Regions from separate parts of the Homo sapiens genome. Here region 2 is linked to region 1. A link is an interaction called in ENCODE POLR2A ChIA-PET data of the cell type or tissue named here. Cell type or tissue: OCI-LY7. All regions are shown on one strand. Links, peaks and the distances in the headings refer to the core of each region. The heading gives the core; the rest is flanking DNA.

Evidence for each region. ChIA-PET counts read pairs that join two places held together with the same protein. Peaks named below come from ENCODE experiments on the same cell type or tissue, not always from the same donor. Only the 100,000 strongest peaks of a DNase experiment are listed, where the experiment ranks them.
Region 2: POLR2A ChIA-PET joins it to region 1 with 5 read pairs; 4 of 35 experiments call an interaction of 5 or more read pairs at or near these places.

What each region holds. Positions count from the first base shown.
Region 1 is chr11:121,366,424-121,378,384 of GRCh38, reverse strand. No RefSeq gene overlaps it. Among named protein-coding and RNA genes, the nearest start is that of SC5D, 80 kb to the right of the region's middle. RefSeq lists enhancers at 4,987-5,764, 6,262-6,321, 10,690-10,789, 10,830-10,929. In OCI-LY7, for the core only: no CTCF peak of the experiment used is centred there; DNase peaks (open chromatin) are centred at 3,914, 5,084 and 6,164; H3K4me3 peaks cover 2,436 bases; H3K27ac peaks cover 2,500 bases.
Region 2 is chr11:121,487,389-121,499,349 of GRCh38, reverse strand. It overlaps SORL1 (sortilin related receptor 1), which reads right to left. Exons shown (of 48, transcript NM_003105.6): 4 at 11,157-11,318; 5 at 9,240-9,307; 6 at 2,301-2,481. Among named protein-coding and RNA genes, the nearest start is that of SORL1-AS1, 40 kb to the right of the region's middle. RefSeq lists an enhancer at 711-1,211. In OCI-LY7, for the core only: no CTCF peak of the experiment used is centred there; a DNase peak (open chromatin) is centred at 4,479; H3K4me3 peaks cover 1,649 bases; H3K27ac peaks cover 2,500 bases.

The DNA of each region.
Region 1 (11,961 bases), core at 3,863-6,362:
TCAAATATAGAATGGTCTCTTCTCCCTGCCTTTTTGTCATGACCTTGCTGTGTTAAAGAAACTAAACTATACCAGCTGTCCTGGATTGGTCTTTGTATTTTGGGTAAGCTTTGGCAGTTTGTTAGATGTATGTGCATAGTGTTGTTTATAGTCTTCCCTTACTGATTGTCTGTTTAATGTCTGTTTGGGTCTGTACTGATATCTCCTCTTCAATCCCTGATATGAATAACCTCAGACTTCCTTGTTTTTTCTTTATCAGTCTTGTTAGATGTTTATCAATGTTATTGCTCTTTTAAAATAAATAGCTTTTATTTTCTCTATTTCCTGTTTTCAATTTTGTTGGTTTTTTGTCTTAGCTGTGTTATTTCCTGATTTCCTGATGCTCTCTCTCTGTCTCTCTCTCTCTCCTTCCAAGATGTTTTTATTTTTTAGTTTTCAGCAATTTGATTTTAATATGTCTTGGTACGGATTTCTTTGAATTTATGCTCTCTGGGATTTGCTGAACTTCTTGAATCTACACATTCATGTCTTTTACCAAATTTGGGACATTTCTGCTATTATTTTTTCAAACTTTTTTTCCTATACATCATTCTTTCTACTCTTTTCCAGGATTCCAATGACATAAATTTTAGACTTTTGGTATTGCCTCATATGTTCCTGCGGCTCTGTTAATTTTTTTCCTCATCTTTCCCCTCTTTGTTCTTCAGATTGAATAATTGAATAATTTCTATTTATCTATTTTCTTTCTTTTTTTTTTTTTTTTAAGACAGAGTCTTGCTCTGTTGCCCAGGCTAGAGTGCAGTGGTGCAACCTTGGCTCACTGCAACCTCTGCCTCCTGGGCTCAAGCGATTCTCCTGCCTCAGCCTCCTGAGTAACTGGGACTACAGGCACACGCTGCCACGCCTGGCAAATTTTTTGCATTTTAGTAGAGATGGGATTTCACCATGTTGCCCAGGCTGGCCTTGAAATCCTGAGCTCAGGCAATCCACCTGCCTCAGCCTCCCAAAGTGCTAGGATTACAGGCGTGAGCCACCACGCCTGGCCTCTATTGATCTATTTTCAAGTTTATTAATTCTTTCCTTTGTCATCTCCATTCTGTTATTAAGCCCAACTAAAATGTTTTTACAAAGTTTTAAACTATTATATTATTTAGTTGTAAAATTTGCATCTGGTTATTTTTTAAAATATATCCTATTTCTTTGCTAAGGCTTAATATTTTCCTATTTGGTTCAAAATTGTTCAACCTTACATCTTGGAGGATTTTTATAATAGCTTCTTCAATGTGTTTGATTATTTCAACATTGGTGTCATCTTATGGTTGACATTTGCTGATTATCTTTTCCTGTGCAAGATTTGTTTGTTATATTCCACATAATTTTAGATTACATTCTAGACATTTTCGATATTATATTATGGGCCTGAGTCTTATTTAAACCTTATGGAAAGGGTTTATATTTTTGTTTAATAGGCAGTCAGCCTGGTGGGGTTCAAGCCATATGTTCCAACCACACTTCTCTATGTGTGCTTCCAATGTCAGTACAGTTTTGAAAGCCTTTAAATGCTGTCTCCACATGTATACCACCCAGAGACCAATCTGGATGGAGCAGTGAATTGAGACCACAGTTCAGTTTTCAAGGTCTAGGGTGTTCTGTTTAGGGCCAGATCCATCCATGTGCACCTTGTGGGTGAGCTCAGAAATTCAGAAACAACTTTCTCAAGTTCTTCCCTCTCTGTGATCTCCCCAGTACTTTTTAGATCCCTGTGGTTCCACTCTTTGCTCCTCCAGTCAGAAAGCTGGGGCTTAGTTGCCCCACTCTGCTGCATACTTCTATGAGTGTGCCTGCATCTGGGGCCAGGTGGCAGAAGGACAGAGATAGAGAAAACTAACAGGGGTGCATCCATGAAATTGGGACCAGAGCTTCTCCCAATCAGAGAGGGAGGTTCCTCTTCATCAGAGTTTTAGGTCCACGTGGGCCCTACTGCTGCCATTGCCACAACCACCTCAGGATTGTATGGGGACTGGAGCACAACAAAATGGAGGAAAAAGCAGAAGAAAAGTCGACTGCTGCCGCCACTTCCCCTAAGTGGTAGGAGTCCCATTTTCTGTTTCCTCTAGCCAGAAGTAGCAGACCTCTCCTGGAACAGTCTCTGTCTCTTTCTGGTTCTCACAGTTTTCAGGCAACCTTCAATCCAGGCCAGAGGATACCAAGGAGAAAAAGGGTGGGGGACAACAACTTACTGCTGGTTCTGTGATATTTCACATTTTGGTCTTATTTCCCAATCCACCTGCTATCATTTACTTTTCAGCATCCTCAAATAACTTCCATGCATTCTTTTCTGTTTTTTTATTTTTATTTTTTATTTTTATGAGACAGGTCTTACTCTGTCACCCAGGCTGGAGTGCAGTGGTGTGACCGCGGCTCACTGCAGCCTCAAACACCCAGGCTCGAGCAATCCTCCCTAGTAGCTGGGACCAAAAGCGTGCACCACCACATCTGGCTATTTTTTTTTGTTTTGTAGTTGTGGGGTCTCCCTATGTTGCCCAGGCTAGTGTCAAACTCCTGGCCTCAAGCAATCCTTGTGCCTCAGCCTCCCAAAGTGATGGGATTACAGGCAGGAGCCATTAAGCCCAGCCCTTTTCAGTTTTTGTAGCTGCATTCACTGGAGGAGGCAGGGTGGCGTCTGGTTACTTCATCTTCTATGCTTCTATCTTGCTTTCTGAGGATTCTATCTCTGCCAAACAGATTGTAAACTGATGTAGGGCAGAAAGGGGGTGATCCCTTTCCTCCCCATCATAAAGTGTTATGGCCTACATCCCTATAATAAAAAACAGGTCAACAAGAGAAAAGCATAACAAATTTATTACATGCACATGTATGCATGAGAGTCATACAAAATCTGAACTCAAAGAGAGGCCAGATGGTTGAGACATAAATGCCCCCTTCATAGGGGAGAAGATAATGGGGGAATGAATAGGCCCAATGAGGACAATTATTAGTAAATGATTCTTTTTGGGAAGGTGAGGGGCAGAACCACACAGAAAGAAAGGTTGTCTTATCATGCAGATAAAGTCCCCCAGGTAATCTCTCTGAGGTGCTCTCTGAAAATTCTATGAAAAGTCTGTCTGGGTGTAGTGATGACTCCAGTCTCTTCTCTTCTTAGGTGGTTGATCTTTGCTGGTCATTTGATGAGATTCCTAGGGAGAGGGTCTTAAAATTGCATTTCTTCTGGAAAGAAGCTTGCTTTCTTATTCAGATAAGGAAAGTCCAAAGAGAGAGAGAGAGAGTCTCTCCCTGTACCCAGTGAAGGATTTGGGAAACAGTGGACAATAAGACAAGGTTAGAGGAACCTTGATTCTGAGGCAGCTTCAAAGGCCTCTCAGCATGTAAAAGTGCCAGTCTTTGGTGTATTGCTTTCTGAGCTCCAACACTGACGAACTAGGCTTTTAAATTTCACTTTTTTTATTCTAAGATAACTTTACAAAAGCAAAAATCACTAAGAAAAAAGTTGACCTCTCAAGGGAAGTAAAATATGTTTAGTTTCTTGGCTTTTCAGATTACTTTGCTTCCTCTTTAAGATCATGGGCAAGAGAAATCCAAGACAGAGCCTGGTTATTGTACACCATACATATTGTGAAAGGAAAATAAATCTTGTGACCTCAAACTCACTAAGCCAAAGGGAAAAGTCAAGCTGGGAACTGGGTCATGCAAACCTGCCTCCCATTTTGGTTCCCAAATACAATGGCTACAAAATGAAAAGCTACACCCCTCCCTCATATTTTGCCCACAAGGAAATTCCTTGTGGGCCCCAAGCTCTTTACCCCAAAGCATTTCTGTTAAAATTCACCAGTGCAATGCAAATTGATGGCTTATCTTCACAGGTGCAGGGCCACATAGGACAGAACTCAAGTCATCCCTCTGCCTACCTGACACAAAGGCAGATCTGATTATTTCCTCTGCCCTATTGTCTATATCATCTTATGTAAAAATGCAGATTCACTGAGCCAGACAAAGGCATGAATGACTATTTTCCCCCTACCCCCCTCTTACATGAAAATTGTGTATTTCTCAATATCCCGTCCTTTCCCTTTTAAATTTGAAGCCCTCAGAATTATCTTCAGAGAAAGACATAGGCCTGTCTCCAGAGTGTGAGTCCTTACCTTTGGCAAATAAACCTCCTAAAATGAGTGAGACCTGTCTTGTCGTGTTTCTCGATTGACATCTGGTAACAACGGAGGGATCCTGAGTAAAGGTGGCCCAGGCCTGCGGCTGCCCTCCTGTCAGTACTTGGTACTGGCTTGGGCTCTTTATAGCTCACACCGATAGGACAATTTGCCAAGGTCTAGGGCCTCTTTCCTGCAGGGATCCCTGACCTCCCAACATTTTTAGTTGGGTGTCTGAGGTTAATTTGCTGTTAGGGAAAACTCCTTTTTGCTGGGAGTTTCCACTTGCTTCTCTCACGGAAGGTGGGCTTGTCTGCTTCTGCATTGGCAGAGAGCGGTCTTCAGCTTGGGCCCCATCAGTAGGTAAGGAGCTGAGTTGGGATTCTGTTTTGCAAATTCTCTTTAATGACTAAAGTTAGTGTTAACAACCAGCTGGTCTTAATTTCTCCTTACATTTAGAGCACTCAGAAATGTATAATTTGTGTGATCGTTGTTTTGCTTAGCTGTTTTGTTTGTTTGTTTTCTGTCTTATTCGGGGGTTTTTCTGTATGTTTTCATCCTTCTCTTATTAGATTTGACCAACTCGAAGCCCCTCTCGCTTATGAGTGTGGAATTTTCCACTCCAAAGAAATAAGAGCACCATGCTCCCCTCAGCCTTTCAGGGCATTTTCAGGCAACTGAGAATCATATGAGAGGGTCTCGGGGGAACGCTCCCTAAGACGTGCAGCGGCTCTGAGTAGGTTACCCCCTCAGAAGAACACACTTCGAGCCTAATCTCAGCTGGCAGGTGCATATACGGAGCTGACCCCTCCCGCACCTTGAGCCCCGACACACTGTGCCACACAGCCATGACACAGGTGGATCGAATTGGTTCAGGGAGTAACAGCCCTGAAAAGCTAGGTCTGCAAGCAGAACACCCTGGGTCTGACACTTCCTGACTTGGTAAATCTGAAAAAGAAAGTAAATTATGGGGAACAAGACCTCTAGGTTGGCTAAAACCCAGCAGCTGTGCAACATAAAGCTCCACCTTTAGAAACTCCAGCCGGGTACCTGCAAAATACTTATGGCGAGTTGTCATGCAAATGTTTAACCAAGTGGACCCTTATAACCAAAGCAGACTCCAAGTTACCATGGCCTAGATGGGGATCTTTTGAGATGCACAAATTAGCATACCTGTGAACTAGGATGGAAAACACAGGCACAAAAACAACCAGGATGGGAGAGCTACTTTCAGTGGTACCTGGAGAGTAGCAAAGGCGGGGAAGATCACCTCACCTCCTCACAGGAGGCCAACAAACAACTCAGAAGTGCTAACCAAAGACTCTCTAATGTTTTATCTCTTTTAAAGGAATCCTCTAAATCCCTTCCTTTCCTCTTGGAGATCCCCCACCTCCCCCTCTACCCTGACCTCTCTGAACTTCCTGAACCAGATCTGTTCCCTCCTTCTCCTGCATGTTCCAGTCCACCATCCCCCCACTTCCTTGTCTGCCACTCACTCAACAGAAGGTAGTAGGGGGTCTAACTCCCAAGACCCTACTTACTATGGGTTCCCTAGTAACCCTGGTGGCAGCCTCTCATCTGGAAGATGTGGAGAAGGAGGACACTGTAGGGTTCCTGCAGTTTTTGTGCTTCATTTATCATCTTTTTTTTAAGAAAAAAAAAAAAAAAACAAGATTCAGTAAAGAATTCCTTTCACAGCACACAGCCTGAAGATAGGGTTCCAGGTATATGCTGCAGCCTGGAGACTTTGTCTACTGGAAAAGACATTTAATGAAGGACTCCCTTCAACCCCAGTGGAATGGCCATACCAGGTACTATTGGCCAATCCATGTAGCACAAAATTAGAGGGTATAGACTCATGGATTCACATCTCTCATCTTAAAAAAGGCACAACCTCCTGAGTGGACAGTGACTCCCGCCAAGGATCTTTGCCTTCGACTCACTAAACATTGAACTTTGACTCAGGACTAGAAGCAGATGACAGCTGTTGTGGACTGCTTAAACCCAAGACACAGGGCCAGGCCTGTATACAAAAGAACACCTGTGCTTATTTTATAATAGCTATTATGACTATTGTCCTAGAGATACTGGCAACTGCTGTCTTACACAGAACAAGGCACTTGCCTTGTCTGACTTAATGTCCTTTTAGTAGCTAAAATCAATTTCACAACCTTGCTTTTATTTCTCCTATGTCACTACGCCTTCTTGCCACTGCCACCCACTGTCACCCATGAAACAAACCTGTTTCTGCAATGGGCTCAGGATTATGCATACAGATTACAAAAGGAGGCCTGCTGGATATGCGGACTCATGCCTCTTTCCAGGGGCTCCAGCCTGCCATGGCGGATATCTGTCTTCCAATGGCAGAACTGGATAAAATATCAAAAATGTATTACATCACAGAAACAGTCTGGTATCCTTAGTGCTGGCATAACAAAAGACAATATAAGTAACTGACCCATTAAAAACACTATTAAGAGCAAGAGACAGGGGAAATGTTTTTTAATGGAAAGGATCAGCTCACTAACTCTCACTTTAGCATCTCCCCAGCTAAAAGAGAAGGTGACAACTATGCCCCAAACAATGGCTCATTTTCAAAATGGGATAATGAAAATTTGGGATGGGACTCTGTGGCTCACCCCTTCATTAGGTCAGCTTAGCCGAAATGCTCCTTTATGTTGGGAACAAGGAAAACACACCAACGACCAATGGCCAAACAGTAGAAGAGATATGGGGTGGATACCTGGAGAACATTGTGACCACATTATTATATGACAAGACACAGACTGGCATGCCACCAATTGGGTACGGCAACCAGGTATTTATTGGCTACCTCCAAATGGGACATAAGGGTTATGTGGCACTAACATGGCTGTGGTTACCTCCAGGATGTTATGATGAAGTTCACTAGGTGGTTATACTTGCACACAAGGATGAATAATTCAGACCCTACCAAAACCAGCAAATCTTTTTCATTTACAATCCTGCTGGACACATTCGGTATTCCAATGGTATGATCACTTAGCTTCAATCTTTGTACCACAAATAGGTATTGAAGATGTTATATGGTATATAGAGGCCTAATACGGTTTGACTGTGTGTCCCAACCCAAATCTCATGTTGAATTGTAATCTCCACGTGTTGGAGGAGGGGCCACGTGGGAGGTGAATGAATCATGGGGGAGGTTTTCCCCTTTGCTATTCTCGTGATAGTGAATGAGCTCTCATGAGATCTGGTTGTTTCGAAAATGGATAGTGCCCTACTCTTCTTTGTTGTCTCTCTCCTGATACCATGTGAAGAAGGTGCTTGCTTCCCCTTCGCACTTCTGCCATGATTGTAAGTTTCCTAAGGCTTCCCCAGCCATGCTTCCTGTACAGCCTGCAGAACTGTGAGTCAATTAAACCTCTTTTCTTCATAAATGACCCAGTCTCAGGTAGTTCTTTATAGGAGTTTGAGAATGGACTAATACAAGGCCCTAACAAGTTACACCCAAAAGGCCCTAAATGACAGCTGCATGAGTATCTCTTTGCTAAAAAAAAAATGAGGTCTTATGACGAAAGTTCCTTATGAGTTCCTTATGAGGAAAGCTGTGCGGCCAAATTGTATGGCCTTAGACATACTCACTGCAGCCCAAGGTGGGACCTGCACCATTATAAAAACCGAATGTTGTGTTTATATTCCAGACAAATCAAATAACATAACCCGACTTATGACCGATATAAAAACCCAGATAACTAACCTGTCAGATCCAAAACCCTCACTTATTGATTGATAGGTTGGCTGGTTTGGGTCCTGGGGAACTTGGTGACAGAAGCTATTGCCTGTAATGAGAATAATTTGGGTTTTGTCCTGTTTTTGCTTACAATGGTGTTATGGTATGTGCGTGCAAATAAGTCAACATGCAACCAAAAGAGCTAGAGTAATGATTGCTCAAAGAATTGCTCTAATTAAGGAGGCAGTAGTATAGCCTGAACCAGCTTCCAGGTTTGCTACCCCTTCGTTGCTATATATCTGGCCTAGGTCCCTATATTTTTCTTTCCATTTCCATCTTTCCTCCCCCTATTTTTATCCTCATGGGACACGACTTCCCAGGAATGAGTCTTCCTAGCAATGCGGGACATGACTTCCTAGGAAGGAGCCTTCCTAGCAACATAGGACCTGAATTTGTAGGAGTAAACCATCCTAGTGATGAGGAACCAGCTCAAAAAATAAAGAAAAAGGGAAAAGCAACCTGAGATCAGAGACACATTTTCCTTCTAAAAATGCTTTCTCCAAAAGATTTTAAAGAAAAGCTGGGGGTGGAGGATGTGAAAGGAAAAGAAATCTTGTGACCTCAAACTCACTAAGCCAAAGGGAAAAATCAAGCTGAGAACTGGGCCATGAAAACCTGCCTCCCATTTTGGTTCCCAAATAAGATGACTACAAGATGAAAAGCTACACACCTCCTTCATACTTTGCCCACAGGGAAATTCCTTGTGGCCTCCAAGATCTTCACCCCAAAGCATTTCTGTTAAAATTCACCAGGACAATGCAAATCGATGGCTTATCTTCACAGGTGCAGGGCCACATAGGACGGAACTCAAAGTCATCCTTTCTGCCCACCTGACACAAAGGCAGATCTGATCGTTTCCTCTGCCTTATTATCTATGTTATTTTATGTAAAAATGCAGATTCACTGAGCAAGACAAAGGCATGAATGACTATTTTCCCCCACCCCCCTCCTACATGAAAATTGTGTATTTCTCAATATCCTGCCCTTTCTCCTTTAAATTTGAAGCCCTCAGAATTATCTTCAGAGAAAAGGCATAGACCTGTCTCCAGAGTGTGAGTCCTTAACTTTGGCAAATAAACTTCCCAAAATGATTGACGCTTGTCTCGTCATTTGCCTCGATTGATAATTACCCACTGAGATAAATGCCTGTGATGCCTTAAGGTGCTCAGAACACAGAGTAAGTCTAGGATCTTAATGTCAGCATTGTGGTTTAGGGGAAAATAAAAGGTTGCTGTTCATACAGAGTGGTCTCTCATATATGCCTCGGGATTAAACTGCAATTCACAGAAAACCCTAACAATCTTGCTTTCTGAACGCTTTTTGAAAATATGCAGTGAATTGCCAAGACCAGGATGTTCTTCATCAAGGACTTCCGAGGAGATAAGATTTAATTTGCTTTTTTGTTGGTCTTCTTGGGGCGGGTGAACTCCAGGGAGTGATGTGTGTTTTCTGTAAAGTCAGCAAGCTATTGTTGAACAGAATTTCTGCAGATATTGTCAGTGGGAACATAATTTGGGTCAATGAATCATAAATTCTATTTTGGTAATTTGCCGAAGACAACATTGAAAACAGAGCTAGCCCAACGGGGAAAACTGGAAAGAGACACACAGCTCAATAGCATGGCAATAGGGCAGAGGGGGAAAGAAGTGAGACATTCTGCCTAACAGACTGCAGACTTCTCTTCAAATGATTAGCCACCAAGCAGGTTGGATTTTTTTTTTCCTTCCAAGTCCTGGGAACGACGGCAAAGCAGTTAACACAGACTGCACAGTCACAAACCAACAGAAACATGACACTTGAGGTAAGTCCCCTAAGATTCTCAGATAACTACCTCTGTTCAGTTCATCAACCCACAAACAATCCAAACTTGTCTCTTGGAAAAAATTCCCAGACCTTCAATGCAACAGCCTTGTGCTGCTCACATTGTTCTAGTTTCTGTAGGTTACAGAAAACAGTCAGCTCACACACTGGCTTCATCTTTCCTTCCTTTTGGTTCAGGAAATTCAGGTGCAGCTATTGGTGGTGGGAGGTGGATGGAGGAGCAGTGAAAATGAATGCAAATGAGGATGATTTTTTCATTAGATGTGGCTTTTCCTTAATACAATTTTATTCAACTTTATAAATGAAGAAACTGGAGATGAACAACAGTAACAAATAACCCCAAGTCTCCATTATTCATTCCAGGAATTAAATCTAGGACCTTCAACTCAGATGCCCTTTTGTTTAGCTCCTCAGGATACTGGAGGGAGAGAAAAATTTTACCTGAGCGTTTACTCAAAACCAAGGTCAGACAATGCTGTATTTACCTCTATCACCATCCTCTGCTCAGTCCTCAAGAGCTTTGTGCAAGTGAGAACAGCTGTCCTTTGTTTTAAACAAGGACAAGCAAGACAACTGAAGTTTAATTGCAACAGGATGCATTTGGATTAAGTGTGGGAAAAAAAAAATTGTTGGATTCCAAGTATTGTGAGACCAAGGAATGAATTACAGGGGAGAGTGACAACATTTTTTTTTTCTAAAGATTTTGGGGACAGCTCTGTTTCTGGAATGTCCGAAGATAGTCCATCCAATAGGACCAATTACCAGAATCCAGCCCCCAGAGCCTACCATTTCTATACTCATTCTTCTGGCTAATAAAGGGGGTTCTGCTTCACGCCCTCAGTACAGGTCTTTCAGCCATGACGACCAAGGCAGACCATTCTGGTTTCAGCTGGAGTGTTTCTGTTCTCATGAGACACCAGTCCACAGGGGTTCTCTGTCTCACATGTGGAAGGGAAAGTGAAAGTAGCTTCTTTTAAAATGAACAGTTACCTCCTTCTCATTGGCAAAAGGCCACTTAAATTTCCCAAGGGGGACAGAAAACCATCTTGCAAAGTTTAGAAGATATTCGTAGCAGCTGACCCGCAGCAATGTCCTAAAGCTGGGCTTTCAGAATCACTGGGTACTTGGCTCCATTCCAGTCTAATTAAGTCTCAAGGCTTGGGTAGTAGGACCCAGGCATTGATATTTTCGAAAAAGCTTCTCAGTTAACTTGAAAATGCTTCCAGGGTTGAGAAGCACCATTCTGAGTACAGTTGATATGCACCATCCTCTTTCAGAGCTTTTTAGGAGTTCAAATTTGGCTAGACCAAGGGAAGGACAGTACAAAGTGTCTACTTATATGAACTGTTCCAGTTGACTGCCATTTGATTGATGTGTTGGAGGATTAGGGCCCCAGCCATCCTATTAAGAAAGCAAGTGGACCACTGCCTGGCTGTGAGCCTGGAGGAAGCCACTTCAACGGCTTTGTTTCAAGAGCCAGGGAAGACAGAACCCGAGAGCTGTGTCTTGAAGGCTTCCTGCAGGGAGTGGGAGCTATGATTTTATTGCTAGAGAAAGAGTCTCCAAGCTGTTGATGGATTACAAGCTGCTGATCCGTCTCCAGCCCTCAGAGGGCAGAATGTGGAGAATTCCAAAACACAACATAACAGTTGCCTCTGGTACAAAGAAGACGCAGTAATTTGTGGAGGCCGCGTGGCTAAGAATGTAAAGGCAACCAAGCACTGGGGTTAAGAATTAGGAATCTGGATTTGAACCACCCTAGGTTCACATCCTACCACTTACTAGCTATGTGCCTTTAGGTATATTAATTAATTTGGGCTTCACTCTCTTATCTGTAAAATGAGGATAATAATAGTAATTACCTCATTTAATTGCGATGATTCAGTAAAATAATGGACGCTAACACTTATTTAAATATATAATGCATTCAGTAAGACTTGCCTGTATGTGTTTTGTTGGGGCAGAAGCTGCAATGGAGTCTGTGCTGATGAGGGTAGGAGTGGAGAAGGTGTTTCCTCGTCACCAGGGCAGCGGCATTGGAGATCTAGGACGAGCTAGGAGGGAAAGGTGTTCTCCACGACGCCAGGCTTGTACTGACAGGATTCTCTCAAAGTTGAGGTACCCAGTTGCTGGGTACAACCCCAGCACTTGGTAGGGAAGGAGAGCAGCTCTCATCCCAGGCTGTGCAGCCTGCGTCCGCTTAAC
Region 2 (11,961 bases), core at 3,478-5,977, 120 kb before region 1:
TGGCCTAACTCATCTTACCTACATCCTCTCACTAATACCACTGACCCTGGAATCTGGTGGCTCATCCATGTGCAGAAGGAGGAGCCAGCTCATAACTACAATTTTGCCACCAACAGCATATAAATAAATAAGCCATACAGAGAGTTAAGAATTGCCTATAAAAGTACCAAAAATTTAATACGTCTCCCACCAAATTTCTAAAAATTGACTACTTTTTAAATTAGGTGGGCAAACATGGCATTCATTCAACTCTATTGCGCATCTGCTGCGTATCAAACATAGCGCAAGGCACTGGGTACTGTATCGGTGAGATCAAAACAAACATGACCCCTAATCTTACCACTGGCCAGGTTTAATTAAAAACTCACCACAGGCACTCTGTAAATCAGATACATCTGGAGAACAGACATAGCTGTTAGACTAGAATGGAGGGCACAGAAAGCTCCAGCTAGAATATAACTTTTTTTTTTTTTTGAGACAGAGTCTTGCTCTGTTGCTCAGATTGGAGTGCAATGGCATGATTTTGGCTCACTGCAACCTCCACCTCCCAAATTCAAGCAATTCTCCTGCCTCGGCCTTCCGAGTAGCTGGGATTACAAGCATGTGCCACCACACCAGACTAATTTTTGTATTTTTAGTAGAGACGGGGTTTCACCATGTTGACCAGGCTCGTCTCAAACTACTGACCTCAAGTGATCCACCCACCTCAGACTCCCAAAGTGCTGGGATTACAGGCATGAGCCACCATGCCCGGCCCAGCTGGGATATAACTTAAACTCTCGACCGTGACACCTAGAAATAACCCGGTTAAGAGAAATGCACAACAGCTATCCATCCTGCCCTGGTTCAAGCAAAAAGGAGGACAAACCAGGCAGTCAGTCAATGTGTTTTAGAGTTCAGAATTAAAATCACACAATAACTCCAGGCCCAAGGCATTAAGGCAGAAAAGGCCTATAAACCCTGGAGAACTGAAGACAAGGTTTTAGACCATACTGAAAACTCAAGACTGTCCAACTGATGTCACAAGGCACCAGTGCTTGGGCCTGATTTCTTATCTGTGTGTTCCCATCACCCCATCCCTGCCCAAAGCCATTCGAGGATGCTTATGTTTCTGGGCTGCTGTACATATTTGTGCATGTGTGTTTAAGAGAAAGATAAAGAAACAGTCAAGGCAGGAAGGCACTGAACCAATGTCTATGGGTCAATGCAAATGGCCTGACAAGAAAAACTGCCATAGGCTAATGGTTTTTCAGAACATTTTGCAAGGTATGTAACTGGAAATGCCTCTAGCCTTTAGCCACCCACATCTCTCTTCTCATTCTGTCCTTACTCCCTGCTTTTCCTGCTGGGGAGATCCTCTCTTGACCCTAAAATCCTACTAAGAAGGTTGACCTACTTCCACCTGGCCTGCTACCAATTATAGAAGTAAATGAGAATCTGAAGGAAAAGATTACGTCTGATTTCAGTCTCTAAGGTTAACAGTGAAAGACAACAGAGTAACCTCCCAGTTAGCAAAGGCCTTCAACAGACCCTGAGTCAACAAGGGAAGGGCACCATCAGGAAAGCAAGCTAGTAGCCTCCCAGAAATAAGAGCCCCACCTGCCCTTGACTGGGCCTGGTTTTTTCCTTTACAACCAGGGTGATAAAGACTGAACTCAATACAATTTCAAGACAAGTCCTGTTAAGTAATCAACTCTGGTTTTGAATGAGCAAGCCCACCATTTCGGCATCTGGCTCCAACACATCAAATCAAGGGGAAGATTTTCCCAAAGGCTGAGAGTTAAGCTACTTACTGACAGCTGGAAGCTTAATTACTGCTTTTCTTAGAGCATTAACTCCCACTAGCCAATGACTACACATCCTATTAGCCATGTAAATTGACATGTGTTGAAAAATCTCAAAGAAATCAGCATAAGTTTAAAGGAAATCAGGCAGTGGGATTAAAGGAAAGAAGCCACTGAGCCACCCTCCCCTCTCCATTCTTTGTTCTTTTCATTGGGATTTCAAAGAAATACGTCTTTGTCAAGGATGCTTGGCTACCAGGAAACAACCAAATTCCTAGAGCCTAGAGCCACTTTGAGTGTTTGTCCTAGGCCTCTCCACTCCTCTGACTTCCTAGCACCTGCCAAGCCCTTTCGGAATGTTCGTCAATGTTGTCAATGTTGAGATCCCTTCAGTCAATCTGTCCCAAGCACATCCTTCCAATTCCTGTGTATGCAAACTCACCTGTTTAATCACAGAATGCCAAACTTCACAAAGGAAACTCAAAAGTAGTTTATTCTTTAGTACATTCAACTTACCACCACCTTTGTAGCAAACATGTACTTGTCCCGAAGCTGAAAATCTCTCACTTCCTCAAGGATCACTTCCTGGTTTTCCCGGGACTGGAAGAAATCTGTACTTCGGAAGACAGTGGAGTAGCCAGAGGGTTCATGTCGTTCAATGTAGATGGTATTTGGTTTGTCATAGGGATCAATTCCCCTGGCAGAAAAAAAAAAAAAGGTTGTTATCATTTGCACATTTAATTACTAGAGGCATGGAAGTTTTGCAATGGGATAATCAACTAGAGTTTAGGCCTACCATGGTGTGACCCACAGATCATACTCTCTGTGCCTCAAACATATCCCTTTGGTTACTCCTTGACTCAGGATAGAGGGGACAAATTGCCATTTGCAAGGTGTTTTATGTTGTTTTCAAAGCATCCTGGGTTTAGCTCAAGGCAACCCTGCCCTGCTTAGGAAGAGCAAAAAGTAGTAGTACAAGATAAAATGTTTCAAAATTAATAAGCAAGGGACTGCTTGAAGCTATAAGCAAGTTTCTGGTCTAAAGTTATGAATCTCAGAGGAATGAAGGAGAGTTTTCCCAAGGTGCTACATCCTCTGAAGAACATTACTGGAGAAACCACACCATGAACCTCTGAGCCTGATCCTTCCAAGTGACGCTGCCCTGTCTCTGCCCTGTCCCCTACCAATGTCATGGATCTAGGCAATCTGGAGCTGCCTGTGCATTTCGTCTCCCATGAGGCTCTTCCACAAACTCTTTCTCAAACATACTGATCTCCTTGATGTCCTTCAGAAAGGGAGGGCACCTTTCTCCCACTGTGCTTTTGCAAACACCACACTCTCGTGAGGAGATGCCCTCTGCACGCACTCTGATCCCTCCATCCAATTCCTACTCTCCTCTGTCATCAAGTTCAAGTCTTCATCTTCCAGGAAGCCTTCCTCAGTGCTGTCCTCTCTTCTCCCAACACTAGCAATAACATCCCTCTGCAGCATCCAATTCCAAGCCTTTTACATGAGTTTGAACTCCAAACAAAGGTATAAAACCCCTTTAGTTGGGTGATTTTTTAGAATCAGTCTTATTCCTTTATGCAGTAATGCCTCTTAGACACTGTATTTTATTGTTCACCATTATGTATTTGTCTGAGCTTCCTAGACACAGTATAGATGCCTCGGAAGGCCATGTCTTAGATTTCATTTTACCCTATAGTATTCCTAGCTGAAGAGATACTTTCTGCATTGGATCTGTGGGGCAATTCAAGAAGCTAATCCAAAATGAAAACATAGAATGACCAGGCCAAACTACCTTGGAGAAGAACTTCTGAGCCAGTGATCCCCCAAGAATCCCCACACAGCAGCTCAGAGGACAACTTATCTGCTCCAGGTCTCCTAACATTCTCAAGAACACCAAGGCCATGGGAACCATTCAGCAAATGGAAAAAATAAATGGTAAAGTCGGGAAGATAGTCTTGTAGTGAGAATACAGAGTGATGACTCAAGGAAAAGCAGAAGGCCTCAGTTAGGTAACTGCCCTTATACAATCCCATATGCATGATGGCTCTCAGAATAATGAAGGTAATCGTGTCAAATTCCTTCAGAGATATACTGTCAAGAGCATATTCCCCCCACCCCTCCCAAAAAGGAAAATAAGAAACAGAAAAACAAGAACCTCTTTTGCCAGATGTAGTGGGTCACACCTGTAATCCCAACACTTTGGGAGGCTGAGGCCAGGGTAGGGAGGGGGACCATTTGAACCCAAGAGTTCAAGACCAGCCTGGGCAACATAGTGAGACTCCACCTCTACAAAAAATAAATTTAAAAAAATTAGCCAGGTATGCTGGCGTACACCTGTAGCCCCAGCTACTCAGGAGGCTGAGGTGGGTGGATTGAAGCCTGGAAGTTTGAGGCTGGGTGAGCCATGATTGTGCCACTGCACTCCAGCCTGGGCAACAGAGCAATACCCTGTCTTGAAAAAACAAAGAAAAAAGAGCTTCTTTTTACAATGGGAGCAAGACTTGAGTTTTGCCCTACAATCTGGATTCTTAGGGCAACGGAGAAACCAGCAGCTTTGGTCCTAGTGTGGGAGAACACTATTCTTCATTATCAGATCCTCTGTGTGCATGTGTGGGCGGGTGGTGGCATGTTCTCTTCTTTTCCACAATTAGAAGTACTGATTAAAGTACTTCCTCTAGCCAGAGGATATGCAAATTAAAATGAGGCTGCTTGGTATTTTTAAAACGGCAGAGAGGAAGGAACCTTTATTGAGCTATTTTGAGACCCAGCTCACCTCTATTATTCCTTCCTAGCCAAAAGCAGCAGCCAACACCTAGAGATAGAAAGAACTGTGACTTTCATCCCAATTTTCTTCCGTAATCCATATTTGGACCTCCCATTTCTGCAAGCTGCTCCACCTACAAGTTCTCATACTTTGCAATCACTTAGACTTCCAATGTCTTACGCTCACTGACACCTACTTTCTATTGTCTTTGTCCTCATTGAGAAATTCCAATCCTTGCTCTATCTCTGAGCAGTCACCAGCCTCACCTGGCCTCACCTGAAATCCCTCAATGATGCTCCACAGGGTATCTTTGAGTCCCCTCAGCCCCCTCCAGGTCTTCCACTGTTCTGTCTTGCCAATCTCAAGCTCCGGACCATGTAAATTTTTAGCTTTCCCACTCCTGCTGCTCCCAACTCGCCAAGCATTGTTGAACAAATGTATATCATTATTCTGAGAGACTAGATTACGCTTTCACTTATTATGGGGAAACCTAGGGGGAGAAATCCCACAAATAGCCTAAAATCCCCTAACCGACATGTCATTAGCTTCAATGAGATAAACCAGTCCTTTCTCCCAGGATATCTGTATATCTACACAGAGGCAGAAGGTACAATATGATTTTAGAACTTAAAATTTCTAAATTGTATGTTCCCTTATCTAGTAATTCTGCTGGTTTGCCCTCTTAATTTATAGTTTCTTAAGCAGATAAAAGAACAATTTTTCCCCTTAAAATTCAAATAAAGCAGAAGAAAGTTCTAATGGTTCTCCTTGAGCAGAGGGTGTCCTTGGATGAGACTGTGGTTATAATTTCACTAAGATCCCACAACTTTTGCTCAAGGAAAATAACAAAAGGGTCAGAAACAGCTACCCTCTGTGGAAACATAAACAGAATCTATGGGTGTCTGATGATGGTCAGCTGTAAGGCTCCTCAACATACCAGCTCCATCTTTACCTCTATTACTAAGGAAGCAATACCAACTAAAAGACATTTCACTTTACATGGAGAACTAAAAGAAACAAAGGCAGTATCTACATCTTCTGGGACCATTACACTTAATGAGGACTAAAATTACAAGTAAAAGTCTAAAAACAAATGAAAAACTAGGAGATAGAAATATAAATACACACACATACGATCTATCTCATATCACAGCCAAAGGGCTAATCTCGAATATATAAAGAGCTCCTTGAAACCAACAATGAAAAGACTAATAATCAAATAGAAAACAGGCATGAGATCAGGCACGGTGGCTCACACCTGTAATCTCAGCACTTTGGGAGGCCAAGGTGGGTGGATCACCTAAGGTTGGGAGTTCAAGACCAGCCTGGCCAACATGGTGAAACTTCATATCTACTAAAAATACAAAAATTAGCCAGGCATGGTGGTGGGTGCCTGTAATCCCAGCTTCTCGGGAGACTGAGACAGGAGAATCACTTGAATCCGGGAGGCAGAGGTTGCTGTGAGCCAAGATCACGCTACTACACTCCAGCCTGGTCATACTTAAACAGACAAACAAACAAATAAATAAAACAAACCATAATCCCAGCACTTTGGAAGGCCAAGGTGGGAGGATTGCTTGAGGCCAGGTGTTTGAGATCAGCCTGGGAAACATAGGGAGACCTCCTTTCTACAAAAAAATGTAAAAATTAGCTAGGGATGGCTGCACATGCCTGTAGTCCTAGCTACTTGAGAGGGTGAGGTGGGAGGATCACTTGAGCCCAAGAGTTTGAAGCTGCTGTAAGCTATGATAGTGTCACTGCACTCCAGCCTGGGTAACAGAGTGAGACTCTCACTAAAAAATATAAAATAAAAATAAATAAAATTAGCCAGGCGTGGTGGCAGGCACCTGTAATCCCAGCTACTCAGGAGGCTGAGGCAGAGAATTGCTTGAACCCTGGAGACGGAGGTTGCAGTGAGCCAAGATCACGCCACTGCACTCCAGCCTGGGCAACAGAGCAAGACTCCGTCTCAAAAAAAAAAAAAAATGACCCTTAAGCAGATTAAAAGATGTTCTAACTCATAATAAGGAAAATGCAAATTAAACCACAGAGATAATATTTCTTCCCTAACACATTGGCTGTGGAGGGAGACACTATTCTATATTGTTGAGATGAGTGCAAACTTGACACTTTCTATATCAAATCTGGCACTCTCTACCAAAGTTACAATTTTAAGGATTTATTCACTGTGGATATATCAGTGCACAAAACTTACAAAAGTCCTTGCCCTTGGGAAGCTTTCATTCTATTGAAGGGAGAAAGACAAATAATAAGCATAATAATAGTATATTAGAATGTGGTAAAGTGCTCTGCAAAACAGAACAGAACACAGTACAGGAGATTGGGAGTAATGGGGGAGTAGGTGCAATTTTATTTTTATTCATTCATTCATTCATTCATTGAGACAGTTATTATTTATTTATTTATTTATTGAGACAGTGTCTTGGTCTGTCGCACAGGCTGGAGTGCAGTGACGCAATCTCAGCTCACTGCAACCTCCACCTACCGGGTTCAAGCGATTCTCCTGCCTCAGCCTCCCGAGTAGCTGGGACTACAGGCACCCGCCACCATGCCCAGCTACTTTTTGTGTTTTTAGTGGAGATGGGGTTTCATCATGTTGGCCAGGCTGGTCTCGAACTCCTGACCTCAGATGGTCCACCCACCTCGGCCTCCCAAGGTGCTGGGATTACAGGCATGAGCCACCGCACTTGGCCAGGTGCAATTTTAAATAGGATCCTAAGGTGGGCATAAATGAGGTGGGCTTCATTTAGAAGATGTTATTTGAGCAAAGACTGGAATGAGGTAAGGGAGTAAGCAGTAAGTATATCTTTGGTAACAGCATTTTAGGCAGAGAAAACAGCAATTGCAAATATCCTGTTCCCTGTGGTAAGAAGGTATCTGACATTTAATCTGAGAGAAATGATGAAGCATTAAAGGGTTCAAAGCAGAGGAACAAAATGATCTAATTTATTTGAATAGACTCAAACTGACCACATGCTGAGAATTAATGATAGAAAAACAAGAGTAAACGCAGAAAGACTAGTTGGGAGACTAATGAGCAATGACACTGGAGGCTGGCACTAGAAGTGGTACCTGAGTAGAAGATTCTAGATATATACTGAAGGTGAAGCCAATAGGATTTCCTGATAGAATGAATGTAAAGCATAAAACAAATGTGAAATCAACGATGACTCCAAAGATTTTGGCCTGAGCAAATGAGAAAAGTTATAGGTGGAGCTGATTTGGGGTGGTGAAGATCAAGAGTCAATTTGCGAGGGGTCAAGTTTGCAATATCTATCAGTCATCCATGTGAGTGAATGGATAGCTGTTAGATAAACCCACTGACCCAGCATACCCACTCCTAGAAATCTGTCCTACACATTTGCCTGCACATGTACAAATTCATATAATTCAAGATCCTATACTACTTTATCACTGTAATAGTAAATTACGATAAGTATATTACTATTTACTTCTAGAAGTACTTCTTGAAGTACAGCCTGTTTATTTCACTCCTCTTCTCACAAAACTACAGGGGTACCTCATTGCTTTCAGAATGTAGCCCAAATTCCTTTATCAAGCGATGCAGATTCTAATACCAACTTCCCTTTCAAAACTTCACCCAATACACTGTCCAAAATTAAGAGTTCATGTTCTCTACCCAAGCACCACATTGGCGCATCCCTGTGCCTTTGGCAAGTCACTTTGTTCCTCTGCCTGGAATTCCTGTCCTCCACACCTCCACACAGGGACATCCTACCTGTTGTGCACATCCTGGATCAAGGGCCACCTCCTCTACACAGCTGTTTATGATCCTCCCATCTGGAAGGATAAATCCTCTCTCTAGCTTCTCATACTATGTCTGTTACCTCTGTGCCTCTTTCACAATGTGTGTTACGTACCTGAAATGTCTTTCCTTACCTCTCCTTAATAACTATATCCATAAATTATTCAATTTCTTATACCCTTAAGAATCTAGTAGGTTTTATATTTAACAGACATTCAAGAAAATGTTATGAACAAATGCAGGAATTTTTTTTTTTTTTTTTTTTGAGACAGAGTCTCACTGTATCGCCCAGGCTGCAGTGCAGTGATGCGATCTCGGCTCACTGCAACCTCTGCCTCCCAGGTTGAAGCAGTTTTCTTGCCTCAGCCTCCCAAGTAGCTGGGATTTATAGGCACATACCACCATGCTCAGCTAATTTTTGTATTTTTAGTAGAGACAGGGTTTGACCATGTTGGCCAGGCTGGTCTTGAACTCCCGAGCTCAGGTGATCTGCCCACCTCAGCCTCCCAAAGTGCTGGGATTACAGGCGTGAGCCACTGCACCCAGCGAAATGCATGAATTTTATATAGAGAAAAACTCCCACTTCTAATATGATGCTCTAAAAATGAAACTCTACAAACATGCAAGGGCCTCAAGATTCCCCTGGGTTCCCTGATTGATTGAAAAATGCAAAAGCTCTACCACTCCTCTCATAAATACCTTACTTTCTCCTCCCCCCAACTCTCTCCCACAGTGAGATCATTGTACTTGCAGCTCTAATTCTCAGATCTGGAAAAATGTATTTCCTGAATAAATGCTGGACATTTCAGGGGAGGGCAGTTTGTCCACCAAGAAGGAGCTAGAACTGGAGAAAGGAGGTTACATATATCAAGATTTCTTAGATGACACAACTTACCAAGAAAAGGACTTGACATGTTCCTGAATCATGATCCAGGTCTGGCCAAAGTCATCTGACTTCCACAGCTGCAAAGACAAGTGGTCATGATGCAAGAGGCATGTATAATACAACCTGAATGGCATCACCATCAAACACCCGCTGAAATCCCACCTTCCATGACACGCTGTCTGTGAAGGCAGGCACTGAGACTGCCAAAGCCAGCTCAGTTGCTCCAAAAGCAAACAAGGGCAAGAAAGGAAAGACAACTGTGTACCTATGTGTTCTCTCAATAGCAACTGGAAGGAAAAATGAGTAGGACTTGCCTTCCATTTATGGATTACCAAAAATTATATTTCACTCAAGACTAGCCTCTAGGTAATGGTAAAAACCAAAGGATGATTATACTCAGCACTTTTCAACGAAGAAACAGTGTCCTTAAAAACCTTTCACAGATAGCAGCATTATTCACAACAGCTAAAATGTGGAAGCAATCCAAGTGTCCATGAGGGATAAGCAAATAAGCAAAATGTGGTCTATGCATACAATGGAATATTATTCAGCCTTAAAAAGAAAAAAATTGACACATGCTACAATATGGATTAATCTTAAGGACATTCTGCTAAGTGAAATAAGTCCATCACAAAGTGACAAATAGTATTAATTCCACTTAGGAGGTACCTAGAGTAGGCAAAAGCATAGAGACAGAAAGTAGAATGGTGGTTGCCAGGGGCTGGGGGCAGAGAGGTATTATTTCATGGGTGTAGCGTTTCAGTCTTGCAAGATGAAAAGTGTTCTAGAGATGGATGGTGGTGATGGCTGCAAAACAATATGAATATACTCAATATCACTACACTGCATGCTTAAAAGGGTCAAAACAGCAAATTGTACGTTATGAGTATTTTAACACGCACAAAAAAGAGGAAGAAAACAACAGTAATGGGCCCTGATAATTAAAGATGAATGCAGAGGACACCAGCTAAGTACAGAGCCCCACAGAGAACCAACTGAATACACGGCTGTGGCAATGAGGAATTAACCTGCTGATCTTTGCCAAAGCCCCTCAACTTCCACAGATGGAATCTGAGGGTTCCTCCGGCCCTAGCAACCATGTATTAAGAAGCAGGAGACCCAAAGTAACAATAATTCCCCCTCCGCTGGTAAACTGACCCAGCCCATACTTAGGTTACTCCCTAAGGCAAGCAAAGGTAAACAGATCTGTGTTTTGGTTAAACAACCTGCAAAAAAACGTTCCAAGGTTTCTCTGAGCAAAAACATTCAAGGCTCACTGTAAATCCAATCATACAGGATCTACAAGTTTCACAGATTTTTGCCAAACTAATATCCTTGACTTGGCAAGCTTCAACCTTGAGATATAAGTCTTACTCAGGCTCTTTCCTCATCTCTCAGATTTCCTTCAAACCTGGGTTGAAGGAGGAAAATACACACATTTATATGATACACACGCACGCACTCGAAGGAAGACTATTACTGTTAGTGGTAACTTCAAATAAATGGGAGGCAAAAGCAGTGTTTAAGATGGAGGATGGAGAAAGCAGAACAGAAATTCAACAAAAGGTCCCTGAAGAGCTCAGATTCCAGCTTTCTCCACCTGGCTCTCTCTCTGATTAAATTCCAGAGCCTCGATTTACCCCAAGGGCTAACAAAGGTGCAACTGCATGGAGAAGGGCATGATGTTTAACTCACAGGGCCTGCCAAGTGCTGGGTGCTGATGGCTGGCTGGGCTGCCAACTGAGAGTGCCAGGAGGAGATATTTTTCTTGAGCCCTGGTAAGTGAAATAGTAGCTACAAAGGCTAGGCCCAAGAGAGAAGGAGGGAGAGGCAGGAGGCGAGGTCACTCAAAGGACACACAATCCACACAGGCAGAGGAGAAAACTAGAGGAGCCCCATGCAACTGGGTTCTGAAAGCCCTCTTACCTGCTTGTTGGGGTGGGACCTGTCAAAGCCCAAGAGAAGGTTGGAGGCCTTACTGTGTAGGAGGAGATCAGCTGCCCGAAATGGGATGGAAAAGCCTTGAAGAGTGTTGCAGAAGTCAAACGTGATCCAGAGGTACTGGGCATAAGCGTCTGCAAAGATGTACTGCAAGGGAAAACAGGTAAGTTGAGAGCAGGCCCTGTCCAGAGCTGCCCAACACTCCCCTAAACCATGTGCGAGTCCACACGAGTACACACATGTGCAGGGGCCAGCTGGCACCAACAAGGCACCACAGCCTTACAGGGCTTCCACAATGGCTTTCTCCCCATCTCTTGGCAATAAAAAGACACTGGCATACTCCAAACAAGGCTCAGCGAAAGGAGGCCTGGAGATGGACCGGGATGAAGCTACAAGGTGGGCTTGTTTAACCAGGTAATGAAGTGGGCCTTTCTGTTGTTTCCTTTCAATGAAATTAGCAATTCCCACTCCCTAGTGGGTCACTCAGTCACAACCAGAGGGTAGTTACTGGCATCTGGGACACAGACGCCCTACTTTTCAGATTGGCTAACACAGATGGGATGGTTGAGTCTCCCTGCATCCTCCAAGCAGCTATGGGACATGGCTTTCCAGGAAAAGCACTAAAATCACTTCCATCTAAGAAGATAAGCTTCTCCTTCGTGCTGCTATGCCAGGTGATCGGCAGCTCTGGGGACCAGGCTGCCACTGTGGCTGGCAGGCTCACTCTGGGGCAGAGCAGTAAGTAGCTCTGGTGAGCACGGGCCTCATCCTACTTAGCTTCTGTGTGGAT